Linked DNA regions of Mus musculus: region 2 is linked to region 1. Evidence: chromatin loops called from intact Hi-C (ENCODE). Cell type or tissue: left cerebral cortex. All regions are shown on one strand.

Region 1 (8,000 bases):
GTGGTAGGAGAAGGATTGTGGGAAGGAGTGACCAGGAGGGAGGCAGTGAGATGGACATAAAGTAAATAAGTAGAGGGGGGACAGCCTGGTCTACAAAGCCAGTCCAGGACAGCCAGGGCTGGTTACACCGAGAAACCCTGTCTTGAAAAACAAAACAAAACAAAACAAGTCGAATTGGGGGCTAGGAAGCAGCTCAGCAGTTAAAGCATTTGCTAACCAGGATAACTGGGGTTAGCTCCCCAGAACCCATGTGACTACCAAATGCCTCAGAAGGTGGAGACAGAATCACCAATCATGAACACGTGATCTAAGTACGGATACAGGAAGGGGAGTAGAGACAGTGGTATTTCAGGAATAAAATCTTTTTCTTTAAATAATATATGTATCAAAATAGAGATATAGATAAATATATATAAAGAGCAGCCAATAAGATGGCTCAGTAGGTAGATGTACTAGCCACCAAGCCCAGCATCCTGAGTTTGAGCCCTGGGATTCACGTGGTGGATGGAGAAAAGCAATTTCTGCAAGTTATCCATGCACTAAAGAAATCATTTTGGGGCTGGTGAGATGGCTCAGTGGGTTAGAGCACCCGACTGCTCTTCCGAAGGTCCAGAGTTCAAATCCCAGCAACCACATGGTGGCTCACAACCATCCGTAACGAGATCTGACTCCCTCTTTTGGAGTGTCTGAAGACAGCTACAATGTACTTACATATAATAAATAAATCTAAAAAAAAAAAAAAGAAATCATTTCGTTTTTCATTTTAAAGGCCATTTATTTATGCATTTATTTCTACATACACAGATAGAGGCAGCCCAGAGCTAGTCTCTCTCAGCCGCTGATTCACACAGCCTCCTAGAAAGAGGAGGGCGTGGAAAGTCAGAAGCAGGTGTCTCCAGGCACCGGGGACAGAAGGCAAAGGCCAGGGGGAGGGCACAATCTAGTGGCGACCAGAGGCCCTCAGCCAGCTGCCACATCCTGATGAACCAGACTTGGCAGATGCCAGTGACGGTGACAGCGGCCGTTCCCCACCCACGTGAAAGTGTGTGTGGCTCACCCTTCCTGCACTCCCCCAACTTGCCTTGGGTTGTTTTAATTATATTTTACAAGTCAGCCTTTTCTTCACTTCAGAATGATTCTACACAGCCCCTGTTTCCTTCCAAGAGGCAACAGAGCATCCAAAATACAGACTATAGAGTCAGCCAGCCCGGCCCTCTGGTTACGGTGGACAGTGTGCCAACCTGGGGTAGGCCTCAGTTCTCTCATCTGCAAAATGGGTGTGATGACGCAGTCTGTGATGGCACTCACAGAGAAGAGTGACTGAGTTGACACTTTCTGTGTGGTAAGATGCATCCCTGTGGTTGTCCAACTTGGGATAGGCTTTACAGAAGCACCCGTTGTGATTCACTAGGGTCCACTTGGTGTTCTCTGCTTAGTGTTATGGGCCTGAGAAAGACAAAGAGAAACAGCCAGCTCACGCCTCACCATAGTGCTAGTTTAAGCCAGTGGTATCAACCATTTTTTCAGAAAACATCTGTTTTAAACTGAAACCAGATTTATGTCTCAGGAGCTAAAAAGTTGCCTGAAACAGTAGATTTTACCTGAAAGTCATCAGAGGAAAGAAGTAGACTTGGAAAGAGCCGTATGATCTAGTTGGGAGCCAATACTTAAAAAGAAAATCATCTTTTCACATTTGTAGTCCAAACTGAGACCTCCCAGCAAGCTGCTCCCAATTGGCTCATCATGACGTGTCTGCTGAATGTGTGGGACTAAGTCCATCAAGTCAATCAGCCAATCAATCAATCAATCAATAAGTAAGTAAGTCATGTTACATAGCTCTGAGATGGAGAGGCCAGAGAGGAGCACTACGGCAGGAGAATTGTAAGTTTGAGGCCAACCTGGCAAGATCCTATCTCAGAGAAAACAAACTCGGTCATCCTAGCTCTCAGGCAGCTGAAGCAGGAAAGTGACAGCAACTTCAAATCTAGCCTGGGCTACATATGAGACCTGATATCAAAAAATTAACCAAGAAACAAAGAGATGGCAGATCATATTTGAGAGCCCCACATACTAGGGTAAAACTACGGAGATGTAAAGCAATATTTACAGTAATCCACAGTCTAATGGGAAGAAATAAAATATCACATTTTTTTCTCCTATTCAGAAGCTAGGTTGAACAGTGAGTGTGTGTGTGCACACGTGCGTGCGTGTGCATGTGTGCATGTGTGCGTGTGCGTGTGTGTGTGTGCATGCATGTGCATATGTGTTGAAAGTATATGGGGAACTATGGAGGAAAGGGGGTGACTAAAAGAGAAAAGGAGGGAGCTGGAGAAATGACTCAGCGGTTAAGAGCACTGACTGCTCTTCCAGGGGTCCTGAGTTCAATTCCCAGCAACCACATGGCAGCTCACAACCATCTGTAATGAGATCCGATGCCTCTTCTGGTGTGTCCGAATACTGCTACAGTATATATAAAATAAATAAATAAATAAATAAAAATTTCTAAATAAATAAATAAATAGAGAAGGAGAGATGAGGACAGATAGCAGAGGATAACAAGGGGACTTCTCTGAGGAGAAGGGGAGAGGCAATTGGGGGAAGGGATTAGTAAGAGTGAGGCTGGGAGGAGGGAGAGGGGCTGTGACCAGGATGTTAAGTGAATTTTTTTTAATTATTGAAAAGAATGATAATGGAGGGTAAATAAGACCATATAAATAGTTAATATATATAAAATGTCATAACGAAACCTACTATTCCTATGCTCACTAGAAAAAAATTAAAAAGAAAAATACTCTTCTGCAATCAGGTATACATGGTGTAGTGCAGCCACCCTGACATTTAACATGTTTACTGAGTCAGCTTTTCTGCACCCAGGTCCTCGTGCATGCACAGCATGGGGTGAAAGCAGCAAGTTCTCATAGGACTGTTGGTCACACTGAACAGAGGAAAGCTCCTTGCCAGGCGTGGTACACGCACCTCTAATCCCAGCAATGGGAAGGCAGAGGTCAGCTGGGTCTCTGTGAATTCAAGGACAATCGGTCTCCATAGTGACCTCCAAGAGAGCCAAGCTGCATAGAGAGACTATCTCCAGGGAGGAAAAACAAACAAACAAACCAACCAGAGAAGGGGAAGGAGGGGTGAGAGGGCAAGCAGGTGGGCACCTGAGACAGTAAACTGAGAAGTCCATCAATACTCAAGTTATTCGCCGATTTTGTATTGGGAGCTGAGGCACTGGCCTAGGCATGATAAATGCCTGATCTTCTAGATTCTGCTAACTGGGTTCTGGTTTTGTTTTGTTTTTTTAAGATTTATTTATTTACTTATTTATTATATATAAGCACACTGTAGCTGTCTTCAGACACACCAGAAGAGGGTGTCAGATCTCATTACAGATGGTTGTGAGCCACCATGTGGTTGCTGGGATTTGAACTCAGAACCTCTGGAAGAGCAGTCAGTGCTCTTAACCACTGAGCCATCTCTCCAGTCCCTGGGTTCTGTTTCATGTCACATTTTTTGAGAGGAGGAAGCTGAGGCCCTGGGGAACACGTAGAGCTCTCTCAGAGCACTCAGTAGCAGTGGGGTTCATTTAAACTGAGCCTATGAATGACCAGTATGCTGGGCCCTCCTGGGAATACAAAGACCCAAAGCAGGGACTGATAAAACATTGTCCTAAAATACCTCATGACTCAGTAATCTGGCTCTGACTTTAAAATTTTTAGATCAAACATCAGATTCTAGGGTCTGTAGCATGTACAAAGGGGCCTGCCCTGACACACTGAGTCTCCAGTCTTGCATCTGTTCCTCTTCTCAGATCACCGGCTGCCGCTTATCCAGGCTGCTGTTTGGAACTGGATGCCACACCCTTCAAAGGTGAATTTCCAGTCCTCGAAGCAAACATCGTGCTTGCTCATGATTTTATATAATCATCTCAGCCCCCAAAGAATGCTGGTTTATAGCTGCTGTCTTGTAGGCTGGATAGGAAAATGTGGACAACAGCCCCATCTGCCTGCGAAATAGAAGCAATCTCTAAAAAGCAGCCAACACTGTAGAGAAGCCATGCAAAACATACACTCGTAATAAATAATCAGACTCAGGCTACCCTGACTGGAACATGGCTGTGGCCTCATAAAGAGCATTGTCCCTAATTCGCAGTTTTATATTTAGTTGAATCGTTTCCCTATTTATAATATTCAGTAATTTTAATCAGTAAAATCTTGGTTCTGTTTTTCCTCCCTTTCTTCTCCCTTTTCCCCCCAACCCCCCCCCCCAGAGCCTTGCCAGTACTAGGCCATTGCTCTATCACTAGAATACTTGCCAAGATGTATTTTCCAACTTTTTCTATACTCGAGTTGAAACTATGTATTATAAGATTAGCAACTCACCAATGAAGTCGCCCGGATTATCACCATGCATACTTACTTCGCTGATCCCACATCATCTCATCTGCAAAGTCAGCCTTGCTGGTTACAGTGACATACATGCTCACGTGCCAGGGTGATTGGGACACTGCCTGCTGTAGATCCCCAGCGTTAATGACCTTAGCCAACTACATCGACTACATCCTCCATTGCCCCTCCCAGCTCTGCCCATACCTTTACCCAGTTTGTTAATCTCTCTTCCGACTATCCCATCAGAGTGCTGGCTTCCTTCCAGGACCTAGCGACCAGATTGTACCCTGACCTGCATTTCCAGCTTCAGTAGTCCCTAGGTCCCATATAAGCATGGGTCTTGCCAATCTCTTCAGCTACCAAACCTTTCTTGAGGAGTTGACATCCAAATCGCCCTGGCAAAGGACCCAGTATGAGGCGAAAGGCCCAGAATGCCCTCATCCTGCTATGCTCCAGACAGTCACCCTCGTTCAGGTCTTTGAATTTATCAAGTTCTTACCCTTAATCTCTGTGCCTTTATGGAGTCCCTTCTTCCTAGGCCCTTTCTCACTGCTAAATGTCACCTACTCAGAGATGACTTCCACCACTATATTGTGCAAAGTAAGATCTGGATGCACACACCATGGTTTAAATTTATTATTTTATCTTTTAATTCTTTTATAATGCCATTTAACTTATTATGTAACTATCTGAGTGTTTGTTTGTTTGTTTTTAATGTACTCTCTACTTGATTGCTAGTTCCTTAAGAAAAAGAAATGTGTCTCAACAGTCTTTGGGTGACTCTTACAAAGCATTTGTTACATGTGCTGTGTAGTTATGTCTTAGACTATTAGAAGCAACAGTTAGACTTTATTTTAGTGTGATCCGATTCCCATTGTTCATGAACTCCCAACCAGCTGTGACCCCGACTGTACTTCCATCATACTGCATGCAAAACGTTGAGTATAAACCATTTCAATAGAGATTTAGGAATGCTGAGCACCTGTCTCTTTCACAAGACAAAGATGAAAAACAGCATCCTTTGGTTGCTATGTGTAACTATTAACTGGAATTGTGATGTGTATTACGGACTAAGCACTACGATCAATTTACTTCAAAGCTCCCGTTCACTTCTCACAACAGCTCTATAGTCATAGATCATACTGTCCTTCTTTCCTTCTCCATTGCTGTGATAAACACCGTGACCAAAACTCAACTTGAGGAGGAAAGGGTTCATTTAAGCATATAACTTCCAGATCACAGCCCGACAGTGAGGGACCTCCGGCAGGAACCTAGAGATAGGGGCTGAAGCAGTAACCATGAGGGAATGCTGCTAACTGACTCGCTTCCCACGGCTTGCTCAGCTTGCTTTTTCTTGTGTAACCCGGGACTATCTGTCTAGGAGTGGCACCACCCACAGTGCCACATCAATTGTTAAGAAAATGCCCTACAGACCCACCCACAGGGCAGTCTGATGGAAGCGATTCCTCAGCTGAGGTCGTCTCTTCCCAGATGACCACGGTTTATGTCAAATGCTACCTAGGGCATCATACCATCTCTTGACGATTAATTTTGATTATCAGCTTGATAGCGAGGCACCTAGTAAAGCATAAAGCACACCCTCAGATCTGTCTGTTGGAGTCTCTCCAGAAACTATTAGCTCTTAAGGACACTGACCTGATGAAGGGATCCATCCTTTGGTGGAGTCATAGTAAAATGGCGTAATCAGGTTGTGATGAGAGGTGAGAGGCAAGGACTAGCTGGAAAAAAATAGGTCCCTGGGAGTATGTTCTTGGGAACATATCCTGCCCTGACCTCTTCCTGCCTCCCACTTCCTCTGCTTCCTGCCTACCATGACACGAACTACTCTTGACCTCTCTGCCATGGTGGACTGATACCCAGGAAACAGAGCTCAAATTTTCTTCTCTGAAACTGCTGCTGTCAAGTATTTTTTTTTTCTGAAAATTAATACATCAGCTAAGAACACAGATTTTAGAATCAGGATTTAAATGCACATGCAAACCCTTGCAAACTCTTCAACCTTAAGTTCCGTTTCTTCAGCTAGAAAATTAGTGAGTGGAATGGGTGTGGGGTGGGGGATGGGGAGAGGGTGGAAGAGCACCCTCTCAAAGGCTAAGGGGAGGGAAGATGGGGTGAAGAACTCTGGGGGGGGGATACTAGGAGGAGGGTCAACACTTGGAATGTAAATAAAATAATTTTTAAAAATCAGGGAAGGGAAGGGGAAGGGGAAGAGGAAGGGGAAGAGGAAGGGGAAGGGGAAGGAAAGAAAATTAGTATCATCATGGTAATCACAGGTTATGAGTGTTGCCAGTGTTAAATGCATATGCATATCCTAGTTAACATTAACTGTCACTGGACACAGCTCGGAATCACCTGAAAAATAGTCTCAATTGAGTAAATGGTTTTAACAGGTTGTTCTACGGGCATCTCTCTGATGGAGTGTCTTGACTGCAAATGGATGTAGAAGGCACAGCCCACTGTGAGCGGCACTATCCCCTGGACAGGAGGACCTGGGCTGTGTAAGAAAGCTAGCTAAGTATGAGGCGGCGATTGGGCAAGCAAGGAGCATTCCTCTAAGGTTTCTGTTTGAGTCTCTCTGCCCTAACTTTACTCAGTGATGGGCTGTGACCTGCAAGTGTAAGCCACACAAACACTCCTCCCCTCAGTTGTTTTGGGGCGGAGAGTTTTATCACAGCAACATAAACAACAGGATGTAATGATGTAACACTTATGTTTAGCTCAGTGCTTGGCACATAGAAAGTGTCTCCGTGGGGTGATGTTAGTTACCTTGTCACAAACTGGCCTTCAAGGGCCTTCTGATGAGATAACACACCATACTGCTTCCAGCACAGAGAATGAGTGAGTCACCCAGCAGAGCTCCTCCTTGAGGAGGTCAGAGTCAATCTGCTAGGAACTCATCCTTGGAATCCAGAAGAAGCCGGTAAACGCATTCCTCCAAACGACTGTGTGCAGTTTATGGTCCAAGCACCACCATAAAATCACGTTCCCATTTCCTTTTTTGAAATAGCTATCTGTGTTCCCTGAGAGAAGCCCTGAATTTCTATAGTTCCTGAAATGTCCCCAAATTCTCTGGAGAGAAGGCATGCATTTTTTTAAAACTAGGCTGAACTTCAAGAGGAAAAGCATGAGGTTAAATTCCCTGAAGCTATGACAGTGTAACTCATTTCCTGTTTTGCTCAACTGTCTAGACAGATCTCATAAGCATTAGGTTAAAAAGAGCAGGTTACATATGAATGTGGCCACAGGGAGATTGCAGGCTTGTACCTTTGTCTAGCGACTCCCCTGAAGCAGGGTGTTTCCCCTTTGCTACGACTCTTTCCATTAAGCCCTAAGAAGCTGTCTTTCTTTATATATAGTTTTATTTATTATGCATATATATATATATATATATATATATATATATACACACACACACACACACATATAAATTGTTTGGTTGGTTTTTGGTTTTCTGAGACAGGGTTTCAAACAGCCATAGCTGTCCTGGAACTCACTCTATAGACAATCAGGCTGGCCTCAAACTTAAAGAGATCAGCCTGCATCTGCCTCCTCAGTGTTGGGATCAAAGGTGTGGGCTGCCACCACCCAGCT
Region 2 (8,000 bases), 390 kb before region 1:
ATCTACTCTGGCTGCGGGAGACAGAGGATTTGTTCCTTACAAGAAGAAGGAGCACAGTAGAAATGTCAGCCTGTGGTGTCATGGCTTGGTCATGGCCATTCTCTCTCTTAGGTCACCACCTTCGGGGAAGGCAACCAACTACCAAGTCATAAGGATTATCAGAATTTATGGGAGGCCTCCAGAGTAAGGAACTGCATTCTCATATCAATAACCAACAAGGTACTAAGGCCTCCTGAGTATCAGGCAGCCATCTTGGGAGATGGGTCCTTCTGTCCTGTGAAACCTTCAAAAGATCATAGCCTCTGCCAAGATCTTGGGAGCTTGTCTGGAGGTTCGAGCAAGGGAACACAGCTACTCCTATACCCTTGACTGAAGACTGTTCCTCCTCTATTCCGGGAAGGCCACCAAGCTTCAGGAGGGATGCACAAGGAGTGGCAAGGGAGTAAGGGAGCACTTGCCTACCTAGCTAGATCAGCCACATCAACTCTCGCAATCAATGGGGTGACAATGTCACAACTAAATCACCCTCACATCCACTTTACCAAGATCTTTCCTCCAAGGAATGTCTGACTCAGAACCATTTGTATTAAGGAATCTCCAAACTCCTCATTCACAGGAAAACAAGCATTTGATGTTTCAAGCAGCTAAGCTTTGGGCACTCTCAGCAAATAGCCTTAAAAAAAGATTTATTTATTATTATATCTAAGTACACTGTAGCTGTCTTCAGACACCCCAGAAGAGGGTATCAGATCTCATTATGGATGGTTGTAAGCCATCATGTGGTTGCTGGGATTTGAACTCAGGACCTTCAGAAGAGCAGTCAGTGCTCTTAACTGCTGAGTCATCTCTCCATCCTCACAGCAAATGATCTTAAGGATGTTGATTTAGATTCTGAATATTTCCCTAGCTTCATTTTTCTTGGCTATCCCTATAAAACCTGGCCCACAGCAGGAATGGTCACCGATGTAGGAAACATGTATGTGAGTGGCCATTCAGCTACCTGCAAATTTAAAGACAAATTTCTAATGTTGGCTTTTATTCTGAACACACACACAGACACACACACACAGTGAGAAAGAGAGAGAGAGAGAGAGAGAGAGAGAGAGAGAGAGAGAGAGAGACCCACGCAGACAATGCCAGTTCTATCACAAACAAACCGATAACACATATTTCCAGATGAGAGTCCAAAGGGGGGGGGGTGCTGCTGAAAGAGTCAAGACACAAACAATAGGTGGCAAACTCTAAATAGCTCCATCTTGGTAGAGGGAGCCGACCATGGATAATAGCCAGAAAGACATTGCACACCTAGCCATGTGCACACTATACAATCTGACGGCAATTTATATATACTTTCTCATCAGCCTTTAGATGTTGTCTATGACAGTGACCTATATGACCTCGTTTAGCTGAAGACAAAATGATAACTCAGGGCAGTGTTGGAGTTAGAGCCATGAGTAGAACTAATGCCAAGGTTCCAACCCCGGGCTCCAAGTTCTCTGCAGTGGCTTCCTGAGATCGCAGAAAAAAAAATTAATAGCTCCTGCAAAGTAAAGATGGGTCTCCTACTGCACTTCTGAGGTCTGCTCAGTCTCCAGAGAAATGGACAGCTCTGTGTAAGCCATCATTGCCTCCCTGTTGACCCGGATATTGCAGCTGCAGCTAAATCAAACTATACAGGCAGAGTTTCCTCGTCCAGCCTACCAGCACTCCTAATACCTCCAGCTACTTTTTCGTTTCCTTTTTTGAGTTCCCATGGAGTCCATGCTTGAGAGATTCTGAAGAAATTCATCATAAGCAGATGGCAGTGCTATTGCATGAACTGAGAACATGCCCAAAGATTCAGCACTAGGCCAACACAATTTTACCAGGAAGAAGAGACCAATACAGGAGGTCTTCTGGAGCCTGTGACAAGTACTGTCTCCCTTTGCCCTGGGTTCTGCTACCATCAGGGATGGAGGAGCAGCGCTTGGACCTACCTCTGGGGGGACTGCGAAAGATTCCACCTCCACTTCGGTGGAGTTGGTTTTGTCAGTAGTCTGCTGGGCTTTGCTGTCATCAGCTTTGTCAGCCTTGTCCTTACTGGAGCCTTTAGAAGATTTGGAGTCTTTGTCTTTGGAAGACAGCTTCAGTTCCTTCAGGGCCTTGGAGAACTTAGACTCCTGGGCCCCACCTGAAAGGATCTCCACAGCAATTTCCACTAAGATCCGGCCCCTGAAGGACACACCCTCCCCAAAGCCTTCATTCAACTCCTGGTAGTCATCCATGAGACTGTGGTTCCTAGGAGAACCATACAGGTTAATCCAGGCAGGTCCAAAAGTGGGAAGAAAACCTAGGGAAAACCTGAGTGTTAGTAACTGGCTGTACAAAGACATCCTCTCCAAAGACAATATTTTGCTCAATTTCCATCTAGTCTCTCTTTTGCACATTTACACTTTTTCACATTTGTAATATTGTAGAGGCCATTCCTGTACATATGTAGAAGATGCACACCTTGGTCTTCTTGTGAACCCTAAAGAACTGGAGTAATGGCTATCCCAAAAGCTGCTGTCTGTATGTGGGTATGTTCTTCCAGCTGGGCTACCTTGTCTGGCCTCAGTGGGAGAGGATGCGCTTAGCTCCCGGAGAGACTTGAAATGCCAAGGTTGGGGGATGCCCAGGGAGGTTGCACCTCCCCAGAGGAGAAGGGGAGAAGGGAATGGAAAAAGGATTGTGGGAGGGAGGGGGCAGGAGGGGAGGCAGTGAGCAGGATGTAAAGTAAGAAAAAATAAAGTTAAATTAAAAAAAATATTATACAGGCCACTTTGCAACCTTCTGTCGCCATTTAGCCATTAAATGTTTATCTATTCTTAACGTGAGCCAGGACGCTTGCTCGATGCCAACCATGGAGTTCAGCCGAGGACACGCTGATACAAAGATTGAACAAAGAAATGTTTATATAAATATTTACAATATCAATACTATGCATCTTCTATTGTAAGAAAAACTGATAGGCTGATGGAGCATGGATGGATGGGAAAGGGGCTGTAAACCAGTGATGGAGCATGGAGGGAGGGGCGGGGCTGTAAACTGTGATGGAGCATGGAGGAAGGGGCGGGGCTGTAAACTGTGATGGAGCATGGAGGGGGGGCGGGGCTGTAAACTGTGATGGAGCATGGAGGGAGGGGCGGGGCTGTAAACTGTGATGGAGCATGGAGAAAGGGGCGGGGCTGTAAACTGTGATGGAGCATGGAGGGGGGGCGGGGCTGTAAACTGTGATGGAGCATGGAGGGGGGCGGGGCTGTAAACTGTGATGGAACATGGAAGAACAGGGCGGGACTGTAAGCCAGCTGGAAAAAGTTTGGAGCCAGAGATACATGAGAAGAGTTTGGACAGGTAAGAGGCCTTAGACCTTGTTCTGACTTTTGCTCACTATCTTAGTATCATTAAGAATATTTTAAAGGGGGTGGGTGGATATGGGGGACTTTTGGTATAGCATTGGAAATGTAAATGAGTTAAATACCTAATAAAAAATGGAAAAAAAAAAAGAATATTTTAAAGGGATTTTAATCAAATCTATAATGTAACCATGTCTCTTAAGACCAGTGGTTCTCAACCTGTGGGTCACAGCTCCTTTGGGGGTCGCATACCAGATACTTATATTACAATTTACAATAATAGCAAAATTGAAGTAATAACAATAATACGTTTATGGTTGGGGCTCACCACAACATGAGGAGATGTATTAAAGGGTCACAGCATTAAGAATGTTGAGAATCAGTTAAGACCATTGTCGCTACCATGTGAAGGTTTGCAAGAAAGGACGTGGGAAAACTGCTTTGGGAACGATTTTATCATGAAAGCTAAGGATACCGTAGTTTGGACTAGGGTGAGGTGGTAGAGGTGGTGAGAAATGAATGTTCAAAAAATATTTCCTAAACATAGACCTGAAAAGACCTGGTGGTTTTAACTTATTCCTGCCATAAGGGTTTCTCTCAATATAGACCATCTGAAAAAATATATGACATCCATGAGAACATCTATCAACACAACGGCCCTTTATTTTTCAGTACTGGAAATCAAACCCGAGGCTTCTCACATTGTTGGCAAGAGCTATGACCCCTGACCTACACCTTCTTGTGCTCGCGTTTCTTTCTGAAAGACAAAACAGAGTGACATTTCAGAAGACTCAACTGTGTGGGTGCAAATTGCAGCCTTGGGACTTTCGGCTGCACGAGACTGGACAAACTTCTTAACTTCCTTGTACCTCAGTTTCCCCATGTGGAGGAAAAGCTAATAGTGCCTAACTCATCTGTCAAGATTAACAAGATAATGTCCACTAGGTGTCTCACACGGGCCCTTAAGGCATGCCCCCACTCATGCAAAGAAATAGGGAGTCATAATTTGCTTATCAATTCCCCCATAGTTGTCAAGAAGACATTTTTCTTTCTATCTAAATGTCTCTTTTCCACCACCCTGACTTCTGCAGACTAGATTCTATCCCTCGGATTCAGTTCTCCTTTCGGCAAACTTAAAGAAGCAGAAAAATTATTGTTAAAAGGATAGAGAAGATTTTTATCGTCCCTGATGTCTACTTGAAAAACACAAACATCTGTCTTTCTGAGCACCATCCAGAGGCTTCTAAAATGCTGTGAATAAAACAACTTAACATCTAGCTGAGACAGTGTAGATGGATGAGTGTGTTTTTTATATAAAGTGGTAAGTGTTGCTGTAATATGAAGAAGTAGAGAACATACATTCACTGAGGGCTTTCTGTAATGCCAGTCTGTGATTGGATATAAGAATATACAAGTCTCTGCTCTTGGAAAATATTCATCTAGTTAAAAAAAATGAAATAGTTGTACTGATGTCATCTTTACATGACTTAGTGTAATTATATATGTATGTGATATATAGGTATGTATATTTGTCAACCAACATACATATGCAGTGCAGAGAAAGGTGGTCATGAATTTAAATGGTAGTTAATTTAGAACTTCTTACGTACTAATGGGCCTTTAGAAATCGAGTCATATACTGAGTGGGGGTTCTTTCCCTCCCTGCCACCTTCAAAGCTTCGTGGATTACCTGAGGCTCTCCCAGATCCCTGAGTGCACAGTCACCCACAGCCCCTGCCACCCTCAAGCTCACATGTTCCCATCAAGTGACTGGGGACATAATTTTTATGTATGCTAAAACATGTTTGCATTGAACACATGCACCATACAAAGACACATATCAGGACTGGCTGGCCTATAGATTTTTAGCTTGCCAACCTTTGGTTTTATCTGACTTCCTTTTTCTTAGTAGAACAGGGACACATCACAGCTAGGTAGCAATAGTCATGGGAGACCTAGGACCAGACCTTGGTTCCATCATGAGCTTAACCAAGCCAGGCCACAGAGCACAGAACCATGAAAGGTGTTAGTACCTGCATGATCTTCTCTCTTTAAAGGTGACTGTGGTTTTGAGACCTACTTCTGAGTCAGACACACAAAACTCTCTACCTTTATCCCCGTCCTGCTCATTGGAGATTTTCTTCAGGTCTATGAAGTGAGTTGCCAGAGCTACGTCGTTCATGCTGCCTTCATCCCACACCTGAATTTTCACCCTCCGGCACAGGGGAGGGAACATTTCCTTGAAGACCACCTGCTCGTGCCACACAGGATCAGCACAATTCTTTTGCACAGAGGTTCGCCCCTGAAAGTACAGGAGCCAGGAGGATGTGAGCCATGGAGATAAATGACTAAAGAAAATCCTTCAAAGCATCTAGAGATGTAAAGGGAATTAATCAAAGATCATGGACTTGCCTCCCTGACACTTGTGAAATTAACTACAGTCTATTAACATGACTGCTGGCCTAGATGTTATGCAGGGCACTGGGGCAAAGGTGAATCGTTGTCCTTGGAAGTTTCTACTCAACAGGTAAGTGTTGAGGTGACTACCTCTGTTATAAATAGGGGCTGTTCCATGAGTCTTCAGGAAAGCAGCAAACATAGCTAGACCCTGAGGTCATGCCTACATAAAGACCAGGTTAAACATCACGTCTGACCTTGAGTGAATCAAAGCCATATCCTGGGATTCAGTTTCCTCATTATAGAACAGAATGATGTCCTATGTGCCCTTTAAATTCAATCCAAGTTAGACACACTCCAGCGTTTACTCCTGCTGATAGGAAGGGACAGGGGCATGCTTTGAAAGCACATGTTATTAAAAGTTCCAAAGTCCAGTAAGGCACACTGCAGCTTTGACCACAAACCTAGACCTTGAATCTTCCAATGGCCCTTAAGAAAAGAACAGAGGTATCTAGGGCCTTAATTCTCCCTACTTTTGGTTGAGAATAATAACAACTGACTAGAGTTTTTTTTTCCCCCTTCCTTTAAATCAGTTAATAGAGGACCTGAGCAGATAGTTTGGTGGGTGGAAGTGGCCCCCATAGATTCTCATATGCTAGAATGCTTGGCCTTAGGGTTATATAGGAAGATGATTGCCTGGGAAATGGAGAAATGAGTTAGGAGAGAGTGGTAACTCTACAGGGCCTGGTACTTGTTTAGAGAAGTAGCCAGCTGTGAGGAAAGAGGTTTTTCTACCTGGCCCTAAGTTGCAACACTTCCAGCCTTAGCTCTTTTCCACAATCCCCAGTGAGGCCTGAGTGAGCAACTGACCTCTGCATCTCTGATACCTACTGCCTCCCCTTCTGGTGACAAGGTTTTCTCTTAGGCACTTTTACCTTAACTTCATTTGATTAAAACTGTTCTGGATTCAGAGCAAGATATAACTGCCACTGCTGGTGACAAAGTTTCCTCACCGTCTGCCCAGCAAAGGACACCTCCACAAAGGGATCCACAAGGTCCTTACTGTCACCCACAAATGCTTTGGTGACATTTGCCATAATGCTGGAGTTCATTTTGGGTAATCCTTCTGCTCGGTAGAGTCTCACGTAGAACCTGGCCCAAGGTCTCTCTGATGGAAACCCTTGAGGGATCAAAAGGTTCCTAAAGGGAGACAAGAAAATTTTAAAACGAAAAGGTCTGCCAGTCAAGAGGAGAGAGAAAGGGTGGGTACAGGCTGAAGGCAGGGAGAAAGAAAAAACTGGGTATAGAATAGCACTGGGGTCCATCACTAAACCAAGTTTTCTTTCTAGAATTTAAATTCTTTTTTTTTTTTTTTTTTTTTTTTGGTGTGTGTCATAAACCAGTGGTTGAAAGTATGTTTCTTTCAAAGAAAAAAAAAAAACCCAGCTACATGTGAATAAATCATGTAATCTCAAGAATGGCTTATCTATGTAATGCAGGCATGTAAGGATCAGGGAACATGGAAGGCATGGTTGAAGGACTGTCAAAGCCAGAGGACTGGACACTTGCTGCAGAGTAGTCTTTTCTTTAAACAACAGCAGAAAGGACAGGAAGTAAGGGGTACATAGGAAAGAGGGGTTTGATCTGGAAATGGCAGAATGGAGGAGTGTGGGTGAATATGATCAAGGTACATTATATAAAATTCTCAAAGAAATAGTAGTAATAATAATGATAATAATAATAATAACAACAACAACAATAATAGAATGGCTTTTGTCTGAAAATCCAAGCTCCCAAAAGAGCCATGGCTTTGAGAAGGTGCGTTCAGACATCCGACAGAGCTGAGTCTCTGATTGGCAGGCCATGAGCTTGGCAGTTCTCACACACCCATTCAGAACAGAGTAGAGATGGGAAAGAGACATAAAGGGGGCATAGAATTTCTCTTTTATGGCTCTGGTTGGAGCTATCTTACTTCTCTATTTGCTCCTCAGCATCGGAGGTTTTGGGGTTGGTCTTTAAGATGTCACCTTTCCCAGTCACACTGATGTCACACTTCAGGTAGCCCTTGGTGCCAGTCCTGATGTCACCGGGGTCTGTAAGCAGTGCCCACTTGTCGCAGAACTGATGACCTAGGAACACACCTTATAAGTACTGTCCTTTGCAGATGGACAGTGGCTCCCTCATTCCCTCCCATATCCCCAGGGTCCTGGTCTCGTCTTTCTCTAATAC

The links. Hi-C counts contacts between places; a loop is a spot of excess contacts. Peaks named below come from ENCODE experiments on the same cell type or tissue, not always from the same donor. Only the 100,000 strongest peaks of a DNase experiment are listed, where the experiment ranks them.
Region 2: a loop joins it to region 1, with 3 times the contacts of the local background. A loop is called at or near these places in 4 of 42 quality-filtered maps.

The regions. Positions count from the first base shown.
Region 1 is chr15:58,164,500-58,172,499 of GRCm38, reverse strand. It overlaps Gm36112 (a long non-coding RNA gene), which reads right to left and starts at 6,372. Exons shown (of 3, transcript XR_003951636.1): 1 at 6,045-6,372; 2 at 4,420-4,513. In left cerebral cortex, CTCF peaks have their summits at 3,323 (motif pointing right) and 4,015; DNase peaks (open chromatin) are centred at 1,004, 3,954, 4,629 and 7,256; H3K27ac peaks cover 326 bases.
Region 2 is chr15:58,558,149-58,566,148 of GRCm38, reverse strand. Fer1l6 (fer-1-like 6 (C. elegans)) reads right to left here. Exons shown (of 41, transcript NM_001370912.1): 8 at 7,744-7,900; 9 at 6,785-6,971; 10 at 5,484-5,676; 11 at 1,977-2,329. Among named protein-coding and RNA genes, the nearest start is that of Gm36451, 35 kb to the left of the region's middle. In left cerebral cortex, a CTCF peak has its summit at 4,306; no DNase peak of the experiment used is centred here.